3 separate regions of the Homo sapiens genome follow, and all the other regions are linked to region 2. Evidence: chromatin loops called from intact Hi-C (ENCODE). Cell type or tissue: heart left ventricle. All regions are shown on one strand. Links, peaks and the distances in the headings refer to the core of each region. The heading gives the core; the rest is flanking DNA.

Evidence for each region. Peaks named below come from ENCODE experiments on the same cell type or tissue, not always from the same donor. Only the 100,000 strongest peaks of a DNase experiment are listed, where the experiment ranks them.
Region 1: it touches region 2 in a loop (4-fold over the local background); 27 of 110 quality-filtered maps call a loop at or near these places.
Region 3: a loop joins it to region 2, with 3 times the contacts of the local background. A loop is called at or near these places in 52 of 110 quality-filtered maps.

Annotation. Positions count from the first base shown.
Region 1 is chr20:557,031-565,365 of GRCh38, reverse strand. No RefSeq gene overlaps it. Among named protein-coding and RNA genes, the nearest start is that of CSNK2A1, 17 kb to the right of the region's middle. In heart left ventricle, for the core only: CTCF peaks have their summits at 3,270 and 3,476; no DNase peak of the experiment used is centred there.
Region 2 is chr20:662,687-671,021 of GRCh38, reverse strand. SCRT2 (scratch family transcriptional repressor 2) reads left to right here. Exons shown (of 2, transcript NM_033129.4): 2 at 6,561-8,335. The coding sequence ends at 7,351. Among named protein-coding and RNA genes, the nearest start is that of SCRT2, 8.9 kb to the left of the region's middle. RefSeq lists an enhancer at 8,288-8,335. In heart left ventricle, for the core only: a CTCF peak has its summit at 3,418 (motif pointing right); DNase peaks (open chromatin) are centred at 1,345 and 3,420; H3K27ac peaks cover 1,779 bases; H3K27me3 peaks cover 4,704 bases.
Region 3 is chr20:723,857-732,191 of GRCh38, reverse strand. No RefSeq gene overlaps it. Among named protein-coding and RNA genes, the nearest start is that of SLC52A3, 40 kb to the left of the region's middle. In heart left ventricle, for the core only: a CTCF peak has its summit at 3,630 (motif pointing right); a DNase peak (open chromatin) is centred at 3,654; H3K4me3 peaks cover 895 bases; H3K27me3 peaks cover 2,581 bases.

The DNA.
Region 1 (8,335 bases), core at 67-8,066, 110 kb after region 2:
TTGATGGGTACAAAGTTTCTTTGGGGGGGGTGTTGAAAATATTTTGGAACTAGACAGAAGTGTGGCTGTACAATGTCGTGAATATACTAAATGCCGCTGAGATGTATACTTTCAAATGGTTGATTTATATTATGTGAATTTCATCTCAATTAAAAAAAAATCAGTCCAGAGACAAATAGACATAAATGTACAAAAATATGATCTACCTAAAATCTGTACTGAAGATTAAAAGCATTCCATGTCAAGCAACCACTTAGAATAGTTTGTGACCCACAGAAAGCATGCAATAAATATTTTTGTTTCTGTTGATATTTAGCACCCCAGATCGTTGGCCAAACTGCTGTGCTCATTGACCAGCCTCCTCACTGGGCTCCCTGCATCAGCCCTTGCCTGCTCTACCCTCCAGTCTTCTTCAGTGGTGGCCAGAACATCTCTCAGGGGGATTCTGGTAAAACCTGAGTCAGGTCACAACACATACCTCTGCTCAAAACCTTCCAATGTCACAGGCCACAGTGGCCTACACCTGTAGTCCCAGCACTTTGGGAGGCCGAGGCAGGTGGATCAGTTGAGGTCAGGAGTTCAAGACCAGCTTGGCCAACATGGTGAAACCCTGTCTCTACTAAAAATACAAAAATTAGCCAAGCGTGGTGGTACACACCTGTAATCCCAGCTACTTGGGAGGCTGAGGCAAGAGAATCGCTTGAATGTGGGAGGTGGAGGTTGCAGTGAGCCGAGATGTGCCACTGCACTCCAGCCTGGGTGACAGAGCGAGAATCCCTCTCAAAAACAAACAAACAAACAAACACACACACATAAAAATCCTTCAATGTCCATGTCACATGAGATGCAGCTAAAATCCATAGAGTGGCCTTTGAGGCCCTATGTGATCTGCCCCCCGGACTCTACCCTCATCTTCCTTCACTCTCTTATCTCTCACCAGCAGCCACACTGGCCTCCTTGCTTGGTGCCCTCCTTCCTCCACAGCAGCATCTTCTTGCCTCAAGGCCTTTGCCCTGGCCTTTGCGCTTGCCTGAAATGCTCTTCCCCCAGATTCATAGCTACTGCCTCATCTCCTTCAGGCCTCTGTGCAGATGACACCTTCTCAGAGGGGCCCTCCCTGACCGCCATCACAAAATAGGTAGACTCCAATCCATTCATTTTCCCCTGATCACCTTTACAGCCAAAAGTGATACTGGATACCAATTCATTTTCTGCTTTTTGTCCATCTCTCCTATGAGATTGGGGGCTCCTTAACGAAGGTGTTAGTCTCTCTTCAGAGGGACTTTGTTTCCTGCTGGGAGCCCAGCCTGGCCCTTGGTGAATCCTCCATAGATATTTGTTGAAGGAAGGAAGTCAGGCCTGGGACAGTGTCCTATGGCTCATTCTGTCATTCAGCTGGACTCAAGTGTGTTGAGCCTCGAAGGCTGAATCCTGGGCTCACCTCAAGTGGCCCCAACCTCTCATAACACAGGAATGATAGGGTATCTACTGAAGGCAACCCTCTATCCAGTTCGGGGTCTTGCTACCTGCTAAAACTGGGACCCAGGACCCCAGCCCAAGGGCCTGGCCCACCCCTTCCCATCCCTGGCCTTCTCTCTTGGAACGGGGCTTCCTCCCCAGATAGTTGTTCCTTCTAGCTCCTGAGCTCTTCTCTTCCTCCTTGTCTTGGCCCCAGCTACATCTCCTCATGCCTTTATCTCTCCCCTCAGTGGCTCTAGGGGGAAGGGGCACTTCCGTCCCTCCTCTCCTTCTCTGCCTTCCTAGCCTGAGTCCTGAAACCTCCCTTCAGGCTCAGCACCCCTACCGCCTCTCCCTCTCACTTCCAGCCACTTCCAGGTGGGATTGGAGGAATCGGTGCCAGGCAGGAGTGGCTAGGGGAGCCTCGGGTCCTTCCAAGGCCCTCTCAGCCTCTGACTTGCTGTGCAACCCTTGCTCTACTCAGAGTCAAGCATGGGATGAGGCGCTCTACGTTCCAGCTGAGTAGCCTTAGGCAAGTCACTTGACCTCACTATGCCTCCCATTTCCTCAGCTGAAGAATGGGGGTCAAGGCAACACCCACTTCAAAGTGTTTTGGAAGAATAAAATAAGGCCTGTCAAGCACTTAGCAGAGTGCTTAAAGCTTGGAGAATTTATCTTAACACAGGGTGCAGTGCAATGCTATGGAAGGACTTTGTAAGTTGCAAGGCCCTAAACCACCCTTGGCTGTGTGTTTGTGCCATGTTTCTGATCCAAAGAACCCAGAACTGTGAGGGAGAACCTCCCAGTGGCCTCTAATCCATGACAGATGTTATCTGCCATCACTGTTACTAACGTTATGTGACCATTAACATTCTCAGGTTTCAGAAAGGCCACAGTCAAAGGCCCATCTCCTGTGAGACTGGGGTTAAGGTCCCAGAGAACACTTTAGAATGTCATCCCTCCAGCTGAGCCCACTGTTCCCCGGGGTCCTCTCAATAATCCAAAACAGGGAAGAGTCATTACTGTTCCACTTTACAGATCTGGGAGCTGGAACCCAGAGCTTCAAGCTGCCTGACCCCAAAGCCCAAGCTCTATCCCTGTTCTTGGTTGGCCAACTGGAGTCCCTGTCCAGCCGTCCATACCTATGCCTACCTGGACACCCTGTGGGGACTCCTGTGAGGTCCCTCACACCTCTGCTAAGCAAGCTCCCTCCCCAGTCTTTGCCGGGTACTGCCTATCCTTCCAGGACCCTTCTGATCCCAGCCAGGCCAGGGATGGCCAATGCCGGGTCAATCACTTTCCCTCCTGATTCCAGAACAGAAGAGGCTGGTGCCACTGTAAGCCTAAGAGGCCCCAGGCCTAGATTTGTTCATAAATATTACCAACAGCTACCAAGCAGGAGGGGCTCTTATTCCCATCTTAAACTGTGGCTCAGAGAAATCAGGTGAACATAGCTAGGGAGAGTGTGAGCTAGAGTTGAGATTCAGGTCTCTCTGACTCCAAAATGCATGATGTCAGCCTTAGAACAGCTCAGCGACATCAGGTGACTTATTTCTCAGTTCTAGTCCTCAGTTTTCTCATCTCTAAAATGGAGACATTAACGTTGCATGGGATTTGTTCAGTTGTAAGGATTAAATTGGATGAGTTTTTAAAATTCCCAGAGCCTCACTGGGCACATGGGTGTGGCATCCCTGAAGGATTGGGGGCCTTGAAGTCAGGCAGACATGGGGGCCGAGTGCCAGTTTTATCACTTTTGCTCATGGAGACAATGATTTCTCCTCTCTGAGCCTCATAGACCCATCTGGAAAACAGGAATGATCGGCCCCTCTCACAGAGATAGTGCTAATGCCAAAGTTTTGCTTTTAAAAGCTAAAAACATGGCTGTCAGGCCAGGTGTGGTGGCTCACACCTGTAATCCAGCGCTTTGGAAGGCTGGGGCCAGGAGCAGTCTGTGTTTTAGCAAAAGCCCTCCAGGAATCAAGAACCCACAAGTTAGAAGCGTGACCCAGAGTCGTCACCTGGTGGTATTTTGTGGAAACTACAGCATGGCAGACACTGTCACCAATCCTTTGACTCCAAGGAGAACAGGACGCTTTCTGCTCAAAGTGTCCCAGACCACGGTCATGGGCCATAGAGTTGGCTTTAGAGTGGGCTCATCACCTTTTCTCACCTGCAAGGGCACACAACACAGGAAGCCTTCCCCAGTAAATAACTCTTCAAGTTTTCTCCCTGCTGCACTTGGGATAAACCCCCAATTCCTTACAGAGTCTGGCTTCTCCAGATCTCTCTGTCCTCACTTTCTCTTCCCTCTTACTCCCCACCGGCCTCACTGGCCTCCTTGCTGTTTCTCGAATTCACCAAGCACATTCCCACCTCAGGGTTTTGGTGTTTGCTGTTGCCTCTTCGCCCTGAGACTTTCGTGGCACGTTCCTTCACTTCATTCCCAGCCCTGTTCAAATGCCATCTCCTCTGGGAAGCCATCCAGGACGACACTTACCAAGGATCCCTTGCCCTACCCTCTTTCCATCTGTGACTCTGCCTTATTTTTATTTATCACTGACATTATCTCATATATTTGTTTGATTTTTGTCTGTCCCCATCACGAGACCATAAGCTCCAATAAGGCAGAGATGTTTGTTCTGCTCGCTGTTGAATTCTCAGCACAGACAGTAGGTGTTCAATATATATTTACTGAGTTAATGAATATACTCATTATATTCATTATGAATATAAAGTATGGCAGGTATTATCAATCACCCTTTTTCCCATCAATGGGGAAACTGAAGCTCAATAAATTGATGTGACTCATTCAAGTCCACATAATGAGGGAGTGCTGGGATCTGGATTTGAAGCAGGATTTCTGGAAGCTGAAATGTGGGAGCTGTGTCCACAGTGGCACCTTGAGTTTCCTAAGCCTGGGGAGACTTTTTAATCAGACATCACCCAAGATCAGTAAGTCAGCAGTTGTGGGTTCTGCAGGAGAGGGAGCAAAGATCCAGTGCAGAGATCCTCAAGGGGGCAATGTCACCAAGAGTGTTGGAGAGTTCCCAGTGACCAGGGGGTGCCCCGGCCATGCAGGAGGGGAGCAAGGGTGCAGACATCCTGCAGTGCATCTCAAGTCATGATTTTCAAATCTCCCTTTGGTAATTAGTGTAGGTAAAAACCTTGTTTTTAATTATCTGAGCCAAGGACCGAATTCTATTTTACATATAAACACAATGTGTGGGGGTTTTCATTTTGTTTTTTATGTTTAATAGACTACTTTTTTAGAGAAGTTTTAGACTTAGAGCAAAACTGTGCAGAGACTGGGCACACTGGCTCACGCCTGTAATCCCAGTGCTTTGGGAGGCCGAGATGGGGAGATTGCTTGAGGCCAAGAGTTTGAGACCAGCCTGAGCAAGATAGCAAGAACCTGTCTCCACAATTTTTTTTTTTAATTTCCCTAGCATGGTGGCACATGTGTGTGGTCCTAGCTACTTGGGAGGCTGAGGCTAAAGGATTGCTTGAACCTAGGAGTTTGAGGCTGCAGTGGACTCTAATCGTGCCACTGTACTTTAGCCTGGGGGACAGAGCAAGACCCTCTCTCAGAAAAGAAAAAGAAAAATGACACAGAAATCATAGACAGTTCCCTTGTACTCCTTCTCCAAACATGCAGTTTCTCCTGTTATTAACATTTTGCATTAGTGCAAATGCATGGTGCATCTGTTACAATTGATAAACCAATTTTGACACACAATTATTAACTGAAATCCACAGTTACCTTACAGTTCACTCTTTGTGTTGCACAGTTCTACCATGCTGGGGATTTTTTGTTTTTTTTTGTTTTTTTGTTTGCTTGTTTTTTGTTTTTGAGACAGAGTCTCGCTCTGTCACCCAGGCTGGAGTGCAGTGGCACGATCTCGGCTCACTGCACCCTCCACCTCCCGGGTTCAAGAAATTCTCCTGCCTCAGCCTCCCGAGTAGCTGGGACTACAGGCACATGCCGCCACGCGCAGCTAATTTTCTGTGTTTTTTAGTAGAGACGGGGTTTCTGGATTTGAAGCAGGATTTCTGTAGCGCCAGGCTGGTTGCAAACTCCTGAGCTCAGGCAATCCGCCCGCCTCGGCCTCCCAAAGTGCTGGGATTACAGGCGTGAGCCACCGCGCCCGGCCCATGCTGGGTTTTGACAAGTACATACATCCTTTATCTACCATTACAGCATCATACAGAAGAGGTCCCCTGCCCTAAAAATGCCCTGTGCTCCACCTGTGCATCCCTCTCTCCCCTCCCCTGAGCCCTGGCAACCACTGATCTTTTCATTGTCTCTATAGTTTTGCCTTTTCCAGTACAATGTGTGTTTGCTTGGTTTTAATAACAGCGACTCTGCCAGGAAAGCAACCTTCACATAAATTGGTGTCTTAGTCAGTTCAGGCCACTGTAACAAATTACACAGACTGGTGGCTTATAAGCAACAGAAATTTATTTCTTACAGATCCGAAGCCTGGCAAGTCCAACATCCAGGAGCTGGCAGATTCCATGTCTGGTGAAGACCGCTTCCTGGTTCATAGATGGCTTCTCACCGTGTCCTCACATGGTAGAAGGGGCAGCAGAGCTCTCTGGGGCCTCTTTTATAAGGGCACTAATCCCACTCATGAGGGCTCTGCACTCATAACCTAATCACCTCCAAAAGGCCCCATCTCCTAATACCATCACGCTGGGGATTAGGCTTTGACGTAAGATTTTGGGGGAGACAAACATTTAGTCTGTAGCGATTGGGAACAGAATGGATTGTGTTTGGTTCAGAACTTTACCTAGACTGCTCACATTTCAGACTATCACAGCCATGCAGTCACAGTGCATGTGCCGCCAGTGCGGCGTTACCAATTCAGCCTGCAGATTCTCAATGATTCCACCCAGAGCAGAGCCCACCCAACTACTTTGTGATGGTTTCTACACATTGTCCTGGAACATTTACATATTAATTTATTCTAAATTATTTTCACTTTATTTTCTTTTAAATTACAACTAGGACATTATTTATGTTTAAAACTATGCATGGCCGGGCGCGGTGGCTCACTCCTGTAATCCCAGCACTTTGGGAGGCCAAGGCGGAAGGATCACGAGGTCAAGAGATCGAGACCATCCTGGCCAACATGGTGAAACCCTGTCTCTACTAAAAATACAAAAATTAGCTGGGCATGGTGGCATGCGCCTGTAATCTTACCTATTCGGGAGGCTGAGGCAGGATAATCACTTGAACCCAGGAGGCGGAGGTTGCAGTGAGCCGAGATTGTGCCGCTGCACTCCAGCCTGGATGACAGAGTGAGACTCGGTCTCAAAAAAAAAAAATTATGTGCGTCAGCAGGTTATGTTATTCATGTATTTTATTTTAGAAAAGAAGCATTATAACTACTATTAAAGGGAGCCTTGGGCCTGTAGGGTTTCAAGCCACAGTCCAATGGCATGATAATCACAGCAACAGCAAACAATGATGGGTGCCAGCCACTCCAAAGGCTTGTAAATGACTCACATACACAAATCATTACATCTGTACAGTTCCCCTACCTTGTAACAGTGCTACAAGGGTATGCACTGTTAGCCCCATTTTGCAGAGGAGAAAACCAAGGTTCAGACAGAATAAGGCCCCTTGGTGGCGCTGGAAATAGAATCCAAGCAGCCCATACCCCTAACCACTGAACTAACCGATCCTGGATTCCCTGGGCTTGAAACACAGTGTTGGGTGAGTTGAGCATCCCCAGGACTGACGAGCCCAGGAAAGGTATGGGAGGCAAATGATGAAGCAGAAAGGTCAACAGCCCAGGCTCTAGCCTGGGTGCTAGTCTTGGCTGTGTCTTTACTCCTGTATGACCCTAAAGAGCCACTTCCCTTCACTGAGGCTCAGTTGTCTCATCTGTTTTCTTTTGGGTTTTTTTGTTGTGGTGGTGGTGGTGGTTTTGTTTTTGTTTTTGTTTTTTGAGACAAAGTCTCAATCTGTCTCCCAGGCTGGAGTATAGTGGTGGATCTCAGCTCACTGTAACCTCCACCTCCTGGGCTCAAGTGATCCTCCTACCTCAGTCTCCCAAGTAGCTGGGACTACAGGCGCATGCCACCACACACAGCTAATCTTTGTATTTTCTGTAGATTCAGAGTTTTGCCATGTTGCCCAGGCTGGTCTCAAATGTGTGGGCTCAAGCGATCTGCCTGCCTCAGCCTCCCACAGTGCTGGGATTACAGGCATGAGCTACTGTACCTGGCCTAGTTGTCTCATCTGTAAGAAGGGGGTGATGTCGCCTAAGTGGGTACTGTCCCTCTTCATGTTACAAGTGTGAGAACTATGACTCAGAGAGAAGAGACCTGCAGGGTTACGTGAGGATGGTGGGATGATCCTCTAAGGACATGCTCCACCTGCCCAGCAAGGTACCCATGGCTCCTTCAAAGCCCAATCTGAGACTCACGCATCACCAGACAAAAGTCAGAGGTCACCTGTCCTGGCCACTCGTCCCCCAATGCAACCACCCACAAGTGACCCCCACAGTGCAGAAGTATCTAAAAGCTTCCATTGGGCTGGGAGAGCTGGAGCGCTATCCTTGGAAGCACTGGGCCTCAGTTTCCCTGTGGTGAACTCCAGCTCCAAAATATGTCCCAAGTCAATCCACCTCTCTTTATCTGCACTGCTTCCATCTTAGCCCATGCCACATCACCTCTCTCCTGGCCCACCCACTGCCTCCCCTGCCCCCACACCTCCACTCCTCTCCTGCTTCCTCTCCTCCCACACCTCCACTCCTACCCCTGCCTCCTGTCCTCCCTGCTCCTGGCCCAGCAGCCAAAGAGGTCTTTTATAAATAAAAAAAATTTTTTTTGTTGTTGTTGAGACAGGATCTCACTTTGTCATTGAGGC
Region 2 (8,335 bases), core at 317-8,316:
TAGTCTCCCCTCTCCTCCCAGCCTCTGTTTTCCTTTCATAATATCAAACGGTTGAATATGATCTCTTTCAGCTTTGACCTTCTAGGGACCCAGAAATCTAATATTCCTGTGAATTAACAGGGCTCAGTGGAAGTGTGGAATGATGAGGCCCATGTGAGATATGGAATCTGGGAACCCCTGATTTCCTCTAAAGCCTGGGGTTACGAGAGGGACGTGAGGGTCCTGAGCTGAGCTTCCACACTTTAGATAGTCTCAGTCTTTGATTGCTGAAGGAGGGCCAGAGAGTACACCAAGTCCCTTATGTCAGTACAGCAATCTACACATCCCAAAGGCACTCTCTGGCCACACAAATCCACAGTGGGCAAAGGGCAGCGGGGGGCAGGGGAGGATTCACTCCAACCTACAGAGGCAAAACTGAGGTCACAGAGAGGCCGTGACTTGCCCAAAGTCACAAGAGCATAAACGGTGCACCCTGTCACACCTCCCTAGTGGGTGCTACATCCACAGGTTTTAGGGGCCCCCACAGCCTGGAGGCCCTCTGCCGGGAGAGATGGGGTCCCTCGGGCCTCTTGGTCTCTTTCCCAGCTGTGGACTCCCCTGAAGTGAAGCGTCTACTGCCAGGCCAGCCTTTGGATAGGGAGGGGTTTGGAATGGGCCCTCTGAGTGCACCCTTCTAGAGAGAGAGGCGGCAGAGCAGAAAGTAGGAGGCCGGGGGAAGAGGTGGAGCACTGCACAACACACCCAGTCTCCGGAACGAGGCCCAGAAAGGGCCCACTGGAGATCCCCCCCGAGGGAGCAGGAGGCAACTCTACGAACCCAGGCTGGGCAAATGAAGACCCTGAGCCACTCACTCTCATCTCCATACCCCCCTGAAAAATCTTTCCTATTGATTCCTGCAGAGCTCTGGACCTCCCTGTAGGCCACAGGAATTGGGTCACAGTCAGGAAAGACCAGAATGTGGGGAATTCCAAGAGATGGGGGTGGTGGGGAAAAGCCTTGAAATTCTCTCAAAGTTCCTTGGGCCTGGGTCAGTGGGCATCAGCCCCAAGCCATGCAGCGTTGGTCATGTTGGGCCAGACCTCACTCTGTCCCCTGCTCATTTGGGCACAGGGACCTCCTCCCCGTGGGCAGATGTACCAGCTGCCAGGCCTTTGGAGGAGGTGGGTGTCATTTCTGGTCCAGTGCCCAGGGAACCGCTAACAAAGATGCTATAATAAGGGGAGGGGGAGGTACCCAGCCCCTTTGCCCAGCTCTGTGAGCAGACAGGAGAAACTATTTTTATCCCGCTTTGCTGCTGACAGACCTGGCTTTCTGCTCAGCTGGCTGGAGCTGATTCTCGAGGCCCGAGGCCCTGGCACAGCAAGAAGCAGCTCTAAATATACCCATACAGCAGCTCCTCCAGCCCCTACCACCCAGCAGGGCCCAGCCCTCCTCAGGAAAGTGGGCCGCCGGGGAAGCTGGCCCCCCACCAGGCCCCTGTCTTTTTCTGCCCATTTTAGGACAGAGAGGTGAGGCTGAGGCTAGGAATTCCCTGGAGAAAGTTTGGCACCTTGGGAGTCTGGGAGAGACTGGGGAAAGGAGTCCTGGACTGAAAAAAAGGAAAGAAAAGGAGGCCAACCCAGCTCTGATGAGAACTTGTTTTGTGACCTGAGGTGGGTCAAGGCCTTTGTCTGGGCTTCAGCTTCTGCAGAACAAGGGCATGGAGGGAAGTGACCTTAGACATGAGCTAATGTGCACAAAGCATTTAGCAGGATGCCTTGCACCAAGTAAGTGCTCAGTAAGTGATAGGCATTACTGTTATTAAGTATGATTTACAAATACTTACAAGAGGCTGAAGCATTTTCCACAACAGCTTCTCCATGCCCCCACCACCCCGTGCCCCCACCCACCCCACCACAGGCTAACTAGGGAGTGTTTGAGGAAACGCACCACCCCTTCCCCTACCAATTGAAGATCTCTTCCCCAGCAAGTCTCCATGCCCTCTCTGGTGTTTTGGAAAAAACACAGGCCTTGGAGGGTTTCAAACCTGCCGCCTCCCTCTCAGTGACCTTGGGCAAATCCTCTCCCCTCTCTGGGCCTCTGGGCACAGGGCAATGTCTGGCTCACAGGGAGGCTGGTGCTAGTTGGAAGCACCAGCAGTAGCAGTAGCAGTATTTGTTACACATCCCCCTCCATCCCCGCAGGGGGTCAGGCAGCTAAATGAGACAGTGTCTGCAGAGGGCCCAGCACCTTAGTTCTCATAAATTTCCCTTTCACCACTCCTTTGAGTACCGATTTTTAAAAAGACAGATTCTGGACCTTCAGTCTAAAATATCAAGACTCTTGGGCAGGGAAAACCAAAGTCATTTCCAGGTGACATGTGCACATCTCCAAAGTATTTCTGGGCCCTCCCCATATCCCTACATGACAGGGGTGCCTCTGGTCCACATTCCTCAAATGGAGGATTTGAGCCCAGATAAGTTATGCGACTTACCCAAGGTCACATGGCTACGGCCTGAATTCAAGGGCTAGGATGAGAGATCTCACCTGAGATTCTCTTTTCTCTGAATCCCAGCTCATCCCTATCTCTGTGGGAACCCAAACAAGAGTCCTGTCTCACCCTGTCAGTTGCAGGATAGGTATCTCAGCCTTCTATAGTCACTCTTAGGGCAGAGGAAGGTACCTGTCTGGGTTCCATGCATTAGGTTAAAGTATGGCTTTTAGTGTCCTAAAGGAGTCTCCAGGGTTGAGGCTCAGAGAGGTGAGGTGGTTTGCTCAAGGTCACACAGCAGCCTAAGACACCCATGTGTATCTCCTACTCTCTGGCAGATTAGAAGGATATATCACCAGGAAACACAGGAATACTACCAGTAACAATAATAACAGCTCAAGAGGGCAGCTATTATGTGTCAGGCATTGTCCTAAGCACTTTACATGCATTCATTTATTCAGCCTTATTATGAACTCCCTTATACAGGTGTGGCAGAAAGATGTTAAGTAACTTGCCCAAGGTTGCCTAGGGAGATGTCTGTGAATCTGAGGAAAACGGGGTGGAATTGGAGGAGCTGGGAGTGGAGGGGACAAAGAGCATCATGGAGGGACTGATTCAGCCATGATGCAGAAAGGGTCTTTAGACCATTCCAGTCCATCTTTGTCATGTATAGATTCCGCCCAGAAAGGTTAAGCAACCTGGCCACAGTCACAAAGCAAGTTAGAACCACCTCCTCCTAACATGACCACACAAACTCTCACAGGATGCTCTCAACCCATGCCAAAATCCACTGACTGGGTGTCTGGTCTGGGCTCACAATTCCTATCCTGAAGACACTTCTGCAGCCCTCCCTAGGCAAATGAGCAGCCTTTGTTGAAGGCACCCCTATTTCTTCATAAAGAGCCCCTTGCAACAGGAGGAAAGTCAACAGCGCTGAGGGCCACCAGCAGAGGGCGCCATGGGCAGAGCACCTCATGGAGAACGCTCTGGTTCACTGATGGAGCTCCTACTATGCACCAGATATTTTCCCATCAGAACGTGAAATAGAAATTACACATCCCGGGTGAGGAAACAGAGGCCCAGAGAGGAGCAGCACGATGTGTTGGGGCAGATGCCAAGAAAGCTGCAGCACAGAAACCCATCTGGGGAGATTGTTATTATTGTTCATAATAACAGCCAACATGCGTGGTGGATTTAAAATGTGCCAGCCACTGAGCTGGAATCCTGGCTCTAACTTATCAGCTGCACAATCTTAGGCTTGTTACTTAGCTTCCTTGTGCCTTGGTTTCCTCTTCTATAAAAGGGTACCTACCACCTTGTGTGTCATGGGGGTAGAATGCTTTCATGTGTGGAAAGCCCTTGTAAGAGTGCCTGACACAGGAGTGCTCTGAGAGTGCTGGTTATCATTTGTTTATATACTGTTTACTGGCAGACCCCTTACTGAAACGGTAGAGTCACACAGAGGCCAAATCGTTTGGCCAAGGTCACACTGCTGGGAATGGTAGAGCCAAAACAATCCAGGCCGTCTGGCACCAAAGTTTTACTCTTATCCAATATGTCATCCTTTAATAATAGAACTCAAAGCACTGGTTACGTGATCAGTCACCCCTCCAGATAAATCCCATTTTAAAAAAAAAGGACCTGAAGCACAACCCACCCAAAGGCACTCAGCTGGAATCTGTGTTGGAGAACCAAACCACCCTTCCCCTTCCATGGCCCCAGACACATGAGATGCAGACCTGCCCTGAGACCAGGTGAACAGGACTGTCTATACCAGGTCCTGCTAGGCTGGGGAGTGAGGCTGGCCTCGCAAATCATCATCACTCATTCCACAAATACTTATTAAGTGCCCACTAGCTAGGGCCCTGGGAATGGGAGGTGAACAGCTCAGCCACAGCCCCCTCCTGGAGGACCTCCCAGTATGTGGGAAACCAAGGGGGCAGTGGATTCCAATCCTTGCTCCACCCCTGGAGCAAGTGCCATCACCACACTGTCCCTCAGTTTCCTTATCTGTGATGAGAGTAGTTTTGTGATGATTCAGTGAGATGATGGGAGCGAAGCACTTAGCACAGAGCCTGGTGCACACAGTAAGTGCTCAGTGAATATTAGCTATTATTATCATCACCAGGAATTACAACGTGAGGAAATACAGAAGGAGAAGGAGGGGGGTCTGGGAGTGCCTGACGGGTATTTAACTCAGTCTGAAACAACACTCCTGAATGTTCTGGGACCTGAGTACCAGGCCTGGTTCCCGGAGTGGGAAGCAGGGGGACCTCCAGACCACAGGCAGATGGGACGGGAGACATAGGGTGCGGAGAGGCTGGGCATCTCCTCTCCCCAGATTAAAAAATTGCCACTATCACTATCCCCCTTTACATCCAACCACAGAGCCCCCCGCTTCCGAGTCATCCACTTCCATAATCCACAATGACTTCTGTGTGCAGAGGGCCCTGTGCTGGCTGCTGAAGGGACAGAGGTAAAAATAAGGGCACACCCTTGCCTTCAGGGGCACACAGACTTCACCCTGTGTCCATCCCAAACTCCAGATGAGAGGCAAAGGCCTGGAGGCTGAATCAGCCAGGCTGTGTGGGAAACGAAAGCTGACCAGAGTACCCAGCTAAAAGTCTGAACATCTTGAACCCTGTTTCCCCTTACAAAACCCTCCTCCACCTGCTCACTTCAGTGAAGGAGGCTAGGGGAGGAGGGAAGGAGGAGTGGTTACAGGTCTCAGGGGTCACCAGGAGAAGGTCAAATCCCACTCCCCAGGTGGGAAACCTCCCAAACGGACCTAACCTTCATTGTTCTGTGGAATCACAGAACAATGGAATCACTTGCCCATCAAGTGCCAGGATGAAAAGTTTGTCTGCCAGAAACTCTCCAGGGAGCCCAGCCCCCAGGGTCTCAGGGAAGGTGCTAGGACCAGCCTAGGCCATGGGAGGCAGAGGCAAATCAGAATGGCCCCTGCCCATGAGAATCCCCTACGGAATCCCCAGGGAGACCCCAGCCTGCCCACCCACCAATCACTCAAACCCTTGGCAGACAGGATTCCTGGTCCAACTCCAGCTAAGTGGGAGGAGGAGGGGGAGGGGAATTCTCACTGCGGACTTCCGACGACTTCTAGAGCAGGCTTGGGAGCAGGTGCGAGGAAGTCCCCTTTCTGTAGCACCTATTACATGCCACACACTTGACCCCTGTTAAATGCTTCAGCAACCCTGGCAGGTGGGTCTAACTGGATTGTGATTCCTTCATGCAACATCTATTCATCGCACACCTACTTTGAGCCAGGCATGTGCTGGGCACACAGATCCAACCATGGGGAGCTCACAGTGTGGTGGGGGAGGAAACTATCTCCAAGCAAGTAAAAAGCATAATTATAATAGCTAACATTTATATAGCAATTACTGTATGCTCCCCCACCTTTGTTCATTTCCTTACACATCAAATGGGGATTACAATAGTGCCGACTTCCTTGGGTCTGTGACGATTAGAGTTAACATGCGTAAAGCACCGAGGCAGAGTCTGGCAAACAGTAAGAGCTTAACACACGCTTATTATCGTCACTTTACTCAGTCCTTCCAACGACCCTGGAAGGAGGTGTCCAATCACAAGCTCCATTTTGCAGATGAGAAAACTGAGATCCAGAGAAGTTACAGGGCTGCAACGGCAGCATGTTGTTGGAATAGAGACAGCATGGGCTTCAGGGTCACACTGGCAAGGGCTCCATCACTTCCTGACTGTAAGGTTAGACTGCTGCATCTCTCTGCGCCTCAGTTTCTCTACCTGTAGCGTGGGTATTATAAGACCATCACTCCGCGGTTGTGAGCACTGGATAGTGAAGGTACGCTCTGTACAACCGTGCTGGCCCCATGCTCCGTGGGTTGGGGTGGCGGCTATTTGCACTGCCGTCGATGGAGGAAGGAATTGAACCCAGGCTGCCTGACAGGAAGAGCTGAGGTGCAGGTCGGAGACCACCACTGTCGGAGCTGCCACAGGGGCGCCAAGCTGGAAGGCGCAAAGGGTGACGCGCTCAAAGCGGGAAACCCTCTTCGGCGCCTCCTCTCACCGCCCCTCCACTTCTCGCCCCCTCCAGGGTACGCCCCGCACCGCCTGCCCCCGAGCAGCTACGATGCGGACCAGAAGCCGGGCCTGGAGCTGGCCCCGGCCGAGCCCGCGTACCCGCCGGCGGCGCCGGAGGAGTACAGCGACCCCGAAAGCCCGCAGTCGAGCCTGTCGGCGCGCTACTTCCGAGGGGAGGCGGCAGTGACCGACAGCTACTCCATGGACGCCTTCTTCATCTCGGACGGGCGCTCGCGGCGGCGGCGGGGCGGGGGCGGCGGGGACGCGGGGGGCTCGGGAGACGCGGGGGGCGCCGGGGGGCGCGCGGGGCGCGCGGGGGCGCAGGCGGGCGGCGGGCACCGGCACGCGTGCGCCGAGTGCGGCAAGACCTACGCCACGTCGTCGAACCTGAGCCGCCACAAGCAGACGCACCGCAGCCTGGACAGCCAGCTGGCGCGCAAATGCCCGACGTGCGGCAAGGCCTACGTGTCCATGCCCGCGCTCGCCATGCACCTGCTCACGCACAACCTGCGCCACAAGTGCGGCGTCTGCGGCAAGGCCTTCTCGCGGCCCTGGCTGCTGCAGGGTCACATGCGCTCGCACACCGGCGAAAAGCCGTTCGGCTGCGCGCACTGCGGCAAGGCCTTCGCCGACCGCTCCAACCTGCGCGCGCACATGCAGACGCACTCGGCCTTCAAGCACTACCGCTGCCGCCAGTGCGACAAGAGCTTCGCGCTCAAGTCCTACCTCCACAAGCACTGCGAGGCGGCCTGCGCCAAGGCGGCCGAGCCACCCCCGCCGACCCCCGCCGGCCCGGCCAGCTGAGCCTTCCGCCTCGCCCTCGCGCCCGGAACTCGCTCTCCACGCGCCCCGGGCCCCCTACCTGCGCCCGCAGCGCCCTCGCCCAGCCCCGGCTGCGTTTCCCTGCCCATGACCCTCTCGTGGGGACCCCCGGCCCGGCCCGGAACTTTTCTCCCCAACCCCCAAACCCACGACTCACTTCCACACCGTCTTCCCCAGCGTCCCCCGACCCACTTCATCCTTTCCGGCCATCCCTCGGACCTTGACCCCCCTGTCCGCGCCTTCAAGGCTCCCAACTCAGGCACCAGGTCCGCACCTCTCCCGCGCCCCAGAGCCGGAAATTTCTCCCTCCCAGACCCCGCGCTGCTCTTCTAACTTCTAGATCTTTTCTCTCGCTTCTCAGCTGAATCTCTCTGACCATTCCTCTACTGGAGCCCCCAATGAAAGCCGCAAACCTATACCCTTGACGCCCATACCTGCCTCAGTTTCCCCATCCACACCTGGACGCAGGCCCTGCCGCCCTGAGACCACAGTCCAACCCCAGACCATCCCTCTGGCCTCTGCTGAATCTCCCAGAGTGTGTCCATCTGGGGATCTAATCTTCACCCTTCTTGAAGTCTCCGATCTGTCCCTGATCCCATCCATGCTCAGGCCTTAGGTCTGGCCATTCACACACACACACACCCCCACACCCCACTCCCACACACAGTTCCTACTGTCTTCAGTCCATGGGGATCTCATCACCCACTCCCAGCCCCAGCTCCAGCTGCCCTCACCTCTCTAGCAGCTCTCACCCCTCTGAGTCTACCTAACCTGGAGGGGGCTTGAGGGGCACTTCAGGGCCCTGCCCCCTAATGTAACCCCTCTCTCACCCCGGCACAACCTGGGCTTCCACAGTCTGGAGCTGCCCTACCCCCAGATTCTCTGAGCACTTTCCCCCATCCCCAGGGCCACAGATCCCCTTCCTTACTTGTTGGGGGGAGGTCTGGAGCACCTCGCCAATGCCCT
Region 3 (8,335 bases), core at 46-8,045, 61 kb before region 2:
GAGATTTAAAACATGAATGTGGTGATGTCACGTGTGCATCTAACTGATCTTTTCAGTTTTAGTTTTTAATTAGGTAGTACATTCAACTGGTTTAAGATTCAACAGGTATAACAGGGTATGGCCCAAAGTGTCCCTTTTCCCCAGCCCCCAGCTACCCAGTTCCTCTCCCACCGACAATCACTATTACAAGTCTCTTCTAGACAGTCAATGCAGATACAAGCAAATTTCCTTGCTTTTTAAACATACCGGATTCCATAATTTAAACATTGTTCTGCACCCTGCTTTTTAAAAATATCAAGGTATAATTTACATGCAGTGAAATGCACCTGTGTAATCAACACCCCAATCATGATACAGAACATTTCCAGCATCCCAAGAAATTCTTTTATGCTCCTTCCCAGTCCATCCCTCCACCCCAGAGGCAGCCACTGCTCTGCTTTCTGTCATCATAGATTGGTCTGTTTTGCCTCTTCTAGAATTTCATATAAACGGCATCATTACAACATGCTATTTTTTGTATCCAGCTTGTTTTCATTCAGCATGTTTTGAGATTCATCCATGTGGTTGCAGACATTGGATCACTCATTTAAACTCCAGTGTAATATTTGACTCACCAGTTTATCCATTCATTGGCTGTTCGATCTTGGGTCACTTCCAATTGTTGTCTATCACATGTTAAACTCTGTTGAACATTTGCATAGAAGTCCTTGTGGAGCTATATATACATATATATTTTTATTTTGAGCAAAAACCTAGAGGTGAACTTGCTGGGTCATAGGAGAGATGTATGTTTAACTCTATAAGAAACTGCCAAACTGTTTTCCAAAGTGAAACATCTTAAATACCATTTCATATCACTGCATTGAGAGTTTCCTCATGTGTGTTTGTGGCCATCATTCTCCATTGTATAAATGTCCCATAATTTGTTTAACCAGTCCCCTATTACAGGACACTTAGGTTGTTTCCAGTCTTTTGCTGTCACAATGCTGCAGTGAATAACCTTGTAAACGTGTCAAATGTCACATGGGTTAAGCAAACCTATAGGACACACTGCTAGACATGGAACTCCTGAGCATGCATAGACTGATGGTCATTTCCCAATATCCAGACTGCGCTTTTTCTGATACTTTTTTTTTTGAGACAGAGTTCTGCTCTGTCACCCAGGCTGGAGTGCAGTGGCGTGATCTCAGCTCACTGCAACCTGTGCCTCCCAAATTCAAGCAATTTTCCTGCCTCAGCCTCCTGAGCAGCTGGGACTACAGGCACATGCCACCACACCCGGCTAATTTTTGTATTTTTAGTAGAGACGGGGTTTTTCCATGTTACCCAGGCTGGTCTCGAACTCCTGACCTCAGGTGATCCACTAGCCTCGGCCTCCCAAAGTGCTGGGATTACAGGTATGAGCCACCACGCCTGGCCATGGACTGAACTTTTTCTTTGAAATAAGAGCCTCAATTTTCATCTGGACACATGGTGCCTAGAACACAGATCATATTTCTCAGCCTCCTTTGTAGCTTAGTGTAGTGATGTGATCAAGTTTAGCCAATGGAACATCAACAAGAAGATTGTATGTGACTTCCGAAAGAGTCTTTAAGGGAACCTCCCTCCCTCCTTGGCTCCTTTCTCCTTTCTAATGACTAAAAGACTCTCCATCTGGGGGCTGGGCGCGGTGGCTCACACCTGTAACCCCAGCACTTTGGGAGGCCGAGGTGGGTGGATCACAAGGTCAGGAGATCGAGACCATCCTGGCTAACACAGTGAAACCCCATCTCTACTAAAAATACAAAAAATTAGCCAGGTGTGGTGGCACGTGCCTGTGGTCCCAGCTACTCAGGAGGCTGAGCAGGGGAATCACTTGAACCTGGGAGGCAGAGATTCCAGTGAGCGAAGATCAGGCCACTGCACTCCAGGCTGGGTGACAGAGGGAGACTCCATCTCAAAAAAAAAAAAAGACTCTCCATCTGGGGATGCAGATGTGAGGGCTGCTGTTTGAGCAGCCATGTTGGGCCATGAAGTGGAAACCATGTACTGAGGGGGTAGCATAATAAGACAAAAGGAGTTTAGGTTCCTGAACCGTAGAGCACCATGCCAGTTTTAGACTGCCTGCTTTAGACTTTATTTACATGACAGAAAAATGCCTCTATTGGCTGAGTGTGGTGGCTCACACCTGTAATCCTAGCACTTTGGGAGGCCAAGGCGGGTGGATCACCTGAGGTCAGGAGTTCAAGACCAGCCTGGCTAACATGGTGAAACCCCATGTCTACTAAAAATACAAAAATTAGCTGGAGGCTGAGGCAGAAGAATCGCTTGAACCCAAGAGGTGGAGGTTGCAGTGAGCCAAGATCACACCATTGCACTCCAGCCTGGGTGACAAAGGGAGACTCTGTCTCAGAAAAGAAGAAGAAGAAGAGGAGGAGGAGGAGGAGCAGGAGGAGGAGGAGGAGGAAAAGAAAAATGCCTCTAACACCAGGACTTTTTTTTTATTTTCTTTTTTTTTTTAGAAGGAGCCTCGCTCTGTCACCTAGGCTGGAGTGCAGTGGTGTGATCTCAGCCCGCTGCAGCCTCTGCCTCCTGGGTTCAAGCGATTCTCCTCGTGCTTCAGCCTCCTGAGTAGCTGGTGTACACCACCACGCCCAGCAAAGTTTTGTATTTTAGTAGAGACAGGGTTTCACCATATTGGCCAGCCTGGTCTCGAACTCCTGATCTCAAGTGATCCGCTTGCCTCAGGCTCCCAAAGTGCTGGGATTACAGGCTTGAGCCACCACACCCGGCCTAACCCATGATTATTATGCGGTTTCTGTCATGTGCAACCAGCAGGTTACAGATCCTGTGCATTTGTGATTTTGAAAAGTAGTGCCACCGAGCTTTGCTTTTAAAAAGGTCATTTTGGAGGATGGGTGCAGGCAGATTGAAGGGCAAAATAAGGGATACAGGGAGACCAGTGAGACAACTGGACAGGAGTCAAGGGCGAATGATGCCTAAACCCTTACAAGGGTGAGGGCAGCCAAATCCTCTCCAAATCTAAAGGGGAGAAGGATAAACTGGAAATGATGAAACGACCTGACAACCCACCCTCAGCCCACGCTTGCAGGTGGCCCTGTGCCATCTGGCCCTGGCCCACTTACCTACCTCACTGATCACCTCCCTTCCCCTCGCACAGTAAGTACAGGTTACTCTCCCCAGAGTGCACCTTACTTGCCCGTACTGCAACCCCTTTGCAATAGCTGAAACCTCTACCTGCAACGCCCTCATCTCCCTGGACCCCCACCCCTTCACCTGGTCATCTTAGGCCAGACTTCCTCCAGAGAGCCATCTGGGACTCTTCCTCTCCCGAAGGGCCTCCCCGGGCCCTCATCCCCTGTGCGGCCCTTACTCTATCACGTGCAGGGAGGGCTGCATTCTGACGGTCTGCTTCCAAGTCCATCTGCAGCGCGAGGCTGAGCGCCCTTTCCTGGTGAGGTTGGCCACTCAGAGGGGCCCAGCTCCCGACAGGGCATTTAAAGGTACGGCCCGCTTGCCCTGTTCTCAGCACTTCACCCTCAGCTCGTACCGTAGAGCCACCCGCTGTAAGGTTGAGAAAAAGGTGAACGAGCGAGTGAGCGAGGAATGGATGAGGCCCCACCAGGGGGCGACGGCGCCTCGCCACGAAGCCCGGGGCGGAGCAGGAGACGGAGAAGCCGCTTCCCCAGCGCCCCCTCCTCTGAGTCTCGGCGCCGCGCTCCGCAGCCCCACCGGGGAATCGCCTCGCCCCGCCCGCCGCCTCCGCGCCTCAGATAATTGACTCGAACCGATGAAGCGCTGATCGCGGCGCCTTTGTGCGCGCCGCCTCGGCACTGCCATGGAAAGCGGGGTCCCCTCCCCCGCCTCCGCAGCTGGCCCGGAGTCGGCCCGAGCCCCCTGGACGGGACCAGGGGACCCCCAAGCCGGCCGGCGCCCCGCCCGTCTGCTCCCCACCCCCACCGTCAGCTGCGGACCCGGCCCGGCCGGGAAGGGTGGGCGAGGGCTTCCTGCGGCGCCTCCGGGGTCCGCACCCCCTTCCCTCCTGCGCCGCCCCCGCGGGGCCGAGCTGAGCGCGCGTCCCGGACCCCGGCCCACGCGGCGGGGGTGTGTCCCGGAGGCGGCGGTGGAGTTGTGTTCCCGTTGAGGGAGTAACAACAGCGGGGGAAGCCCGAGTACGGAAGGGAACCAGTGGAAAAGCCCCGCACGCAAGCACCAGTCCGTTCCCAGGCCCCCGGAGGGCCTTATGGAAATATAATATCCCGCCGGGCGCGGTGGCTCCCGCCTGTAATCCCAGCACTTTGGGAGGTCGAGGCGGGCGGATCACCTGAGGTCGGGAGATCGAGACCAGCCTGGCCAACACGGAGAAACCCCGTCTCTACTAAAAATTAAAAAAAAAAAAAAAAAATTTAGCCAGGCGTGGTGGCGCACGCCTGTAATCCCAGCTACTCGGGAGGCTGAGGCAGGAGAATCGCTTGAAGCCGGGAGGCGGAGGTTGCGGTGAGCCGAGATCGCGCCATTGCACTCCAGTCTGGGCAACAAGAGCGAAACTCCGTCTCTCCCTCTCTCTCTCTCTCTCGCTCTCTCTCTCTCTCTATATATATATTATATATATTAGATATTATATATATTAGATATTATATATATTAGATATTATATATATTAGATATTATATATATTAGATATATATAGATATTCTATCCCATTCTATTATGTGTGTGTTTGTGTGTGTGTATTAACAGGCGACAGATAACACAGGAAAACAAGTTGGACGTAACCAATTTAAACAATGCAGTGGGCTTCGGTTTTTGAATTTCTTTTACAAGATTGTTTCCGCTTCACCCTCACTCCCCATGGCTGTCAGTTCAGGGGGTATTTCCCCAGAGAGTTTTCTCTGCATGCACACTCATAAATGTGTCTGCACATACACACGTATTAAGCTGGATAGAATCTCGCGCCACTAGCTACGGGTCGCTTTATTTTACCTGACAAATAATGTAGGGATCTTTTCATGGCGTGGTTGCTGAGGAAAGAGGCTGGGCTACCATAGACCACACGTTTTAGCTCCCACCCGGCCCCTTCAGCCTGGGCGTGCCCTGCCATCAAGCTCGTGTGCCTGTGCACCACCCAAGTTCATCTGTGGGTAGAGGCTCTGTCCTTGAGTCCTTGTGTGAATGGGTGGGGTGGGGTCTGCGTGTCCCTGGGCTCCTGGGAACCTGTGAGGCCTGTGAACAGCCTTTCGTCAGAGAGAAGTGGAATGATAATAACTGTAAAGAAAAAATATCCAAAACTTGGAAATAAGACAAAAAGGGTGTCTGTGTGCCCTTTCAATATCAAGCGAAGGCAGTGTCCGATGAGCCTGGGTCACCTGATCCTAAGCAAAGTTACCTGGTAACTTGTAAAAAGTGCACGAGTTGCAAATGATTTCTGACCTGTAGAAGAAATAACGCTAAAGCTTATGGTTTTGGTGCCCTGTAAGACATTAACCTATGTCGTAGCTAACTTTGCCATTTTATCCTCCTTTGAGTCAGCTTTGCCATCCTACCGGTTCCATCCTTAATGAGTTAAATAACACTTTGACATGTGCTCACTATACATTTGTATAAGATCCATGTTTTCAACTTTCTGAAAATAATTTTTGACCCAGTTACCCTTTCTCAAAGGCTCACTCGGTGCCAGGCACCATGCTGATGATGGCTTCCCATGGATGAAGAGGCTCAGAGGTGGGCTCTGGGGTGAGGCAGATCTGGGTACAAGTTCTCCTTTTGCCACTCACCGGCTATTAGACCCCATGCAAGACTTAAGCACCTACTGTGGACTGCATCCATTCACATTCTTATCCCTCATTCAATTCAAATTGCACAATAACACTGCACGATGAGGTCTGTTTTCACATTTTTCCACTTTGTGCATGTCTCTGCACACATCCCTTACCTCCCTGAGCCTCAGGGTCTCCGGCTGTAAGATGGGGTTGGTAACAGCTGCCTCCCAGCATTGTGTGAAGATGTAGTACAATGCTTGCAAAAGCAATCTGGTCAGCAGTACGAGGCTCGGGGAGGTGGAGTCATGTTCCCAAACCTCCAGAGCTGGTCCCAGCTCTTCTGCCTCCAAAGCCTGTGCGCTGGCTCCTCCTACTTCAGTCAATCAAGACTTCATTTCTTTTTTTTTTTTTTTTTTTTTTTTTGAGATGGACTTTCGCTCTTGTTGCCCAGGCTGGAGTGCAATGGCACGATCTCGGCTCACCACAACCTCCGCCTCCCAGGTTCAAGTGATTCTCCTGCCTCAGCCTCCCTGGTAGCTGGGATTACAGGCATGCGCCACCACGCCTGGCTAATTTTTTGTTTTTAGTAGAAACAGGGTTTCTCCATAGTGGTCAGGCTGATCTCGAACTCCCGACCTCAGGTTATCCGCCTGCCTCAGCCTCCCAAAGTACTGGGATTACAGGCATGAGCCACTGCACCTGGCCTCAAGCCTCCATTTCTACAGAGGGATAACAAAACCTCTGGGAGCTGTTACTGGTTGATAGCAAACTCTGCCTGGCAGAGGGGTCAGCTGTTGTGGCAGCTGCAGACAGTTAGTTCTGTGGTTGTGTGAAGGGCTCAGATGCACGTCACATATCACGGTCATCTGTGAGTTACCTTTTTTGTTCTTTCTTTTTAAGGCTGGCACCTGAAAAGAGATTTTTTTCCCCACTCTCAACAAGGGGAGCATTTGTGTTCTGAGCTCCAGGCTTTGGCTGGGGGGTCCCTCGGCCTCCCAAAGTGCTGGGATTACAGGCGTGAGCCACCACACCTGGCTCTATGTACTTTATTTTGTGTGGTTTATACCTTAATAAAAAGGCAGAAAGAGAGGGAGGGAGGGAAGGAAGGAAGGAAAGAAAAGTGGGTACAGTGATCCTTGCCTGGCCTGGCCTCCAGGACAAAGTGAAGAGGCTGGTACCCAGGCCTCTCTACAAATAGTGGGCAGAATGGCACCAAGATATAGTGTTGACAGCAGACAGAAGAGAGAGAGGCTGGTGTCGGGCCTGCCTGTCTTTCTTTAGCCCCCATCCTAGGCGTCTCCCAATGGGACATTCCCTCCATAGTGGAAGGCAGATAGTACTACCTGATGGAAGACAGAAAGTGGGACTTTGGAATCACACCTACTGGCTGTGTGACCTTGGCCATGTTGCTCGCCTTCGCTGGGCCTCAGGCTCCTCATCTGGAAAATGGGAACAGTACTCTCAAAGAACTTCAGTTGACTGGGCATGGTGTCTCACGCCTGTAATCCCAGCACTTTGGGAGGCCAAGGCAGGCAGATCACCTGAGGTCAGGAGTTTGAGACCAGCCTGGCCAACATGGCAAAATGCCATCTCTACTAAAAATACAAAAATTAGCCGGGCATGGTGGCACGTGCCTGTAATCCCAGCTACTCAGGAGGCTGAGGCAGGAGAATGGCTTGAACCGGGGAGGCAGAGGTTTCAGTGAGCCGAGATTGCGCCACTGCACTCCAGCCTGGGCAACAGAGTGAGAGTCTGTCTCAAAAAAAAAAAAAAGAAGAAGTGCAGACAGGCTTGAGACACTGGCTGAAGTGCCCTCAGCACAGAGGGTTTGCTTTGGCCAGTGTTCCACAAATGCAGCTCTTACTGGCCTCAACCCCAAGTGTGAGGGAGTGCCAGCCTTGCTGTCACTGGGCTTATGGACAGGTGGGAGGTGATGTTGGAGTCATGAGTTCCAGCCCTGATTTTTTTCCACTTACTATCTGTGTGACCGTGGGCCTGTCACTCTTCAGTAAAATGCCTTCCTTCCTAAGTTGTCATTGTATTCATTCATTCATTCATTCAACTTTGGGCAATTTCCTATGCTTTTCTGTGTTTCAGTTTGCTCATCTCTAAAATGGGGTTAACAGCCCCCACTGCAAGGGTTGCTGTGAAGATGAACGGAATTTGCACTTAGAACAGTGCCTAGCACAGCAAGGACTCAGAGGCACTGTCTGGTATCACTATTTGTGCCCATCTGTGGATGAGCTCCTGCTGTGTGGTGGGCACCAAGGGTGCCTGTGGGGCTGGCAGTCCAGCTGAGGGCTGGGCATACCCTTCATGCAGGGTCACGCAGGTAGATGACAAGGAAGCCCCAGAGCACTCTGCCTTCCAAGGCTACCACAGTAACTGGGCCAGATGCACAGCTCTGCCAAATGAGGCGCCAGGAGAGGCTGTCACGGGTGCACAAAGGCAGCTCCTGAACTCATCGTGGGCGGGGCCCCAGGGAAGAGCTCCAGCCACCTGGCTCAGCAACTGTTCATGGGGCAACCTGGCCCCAGGCCTGGGCTCTCCTTCCTGTGCGTGCAGTGAGAGGATGAA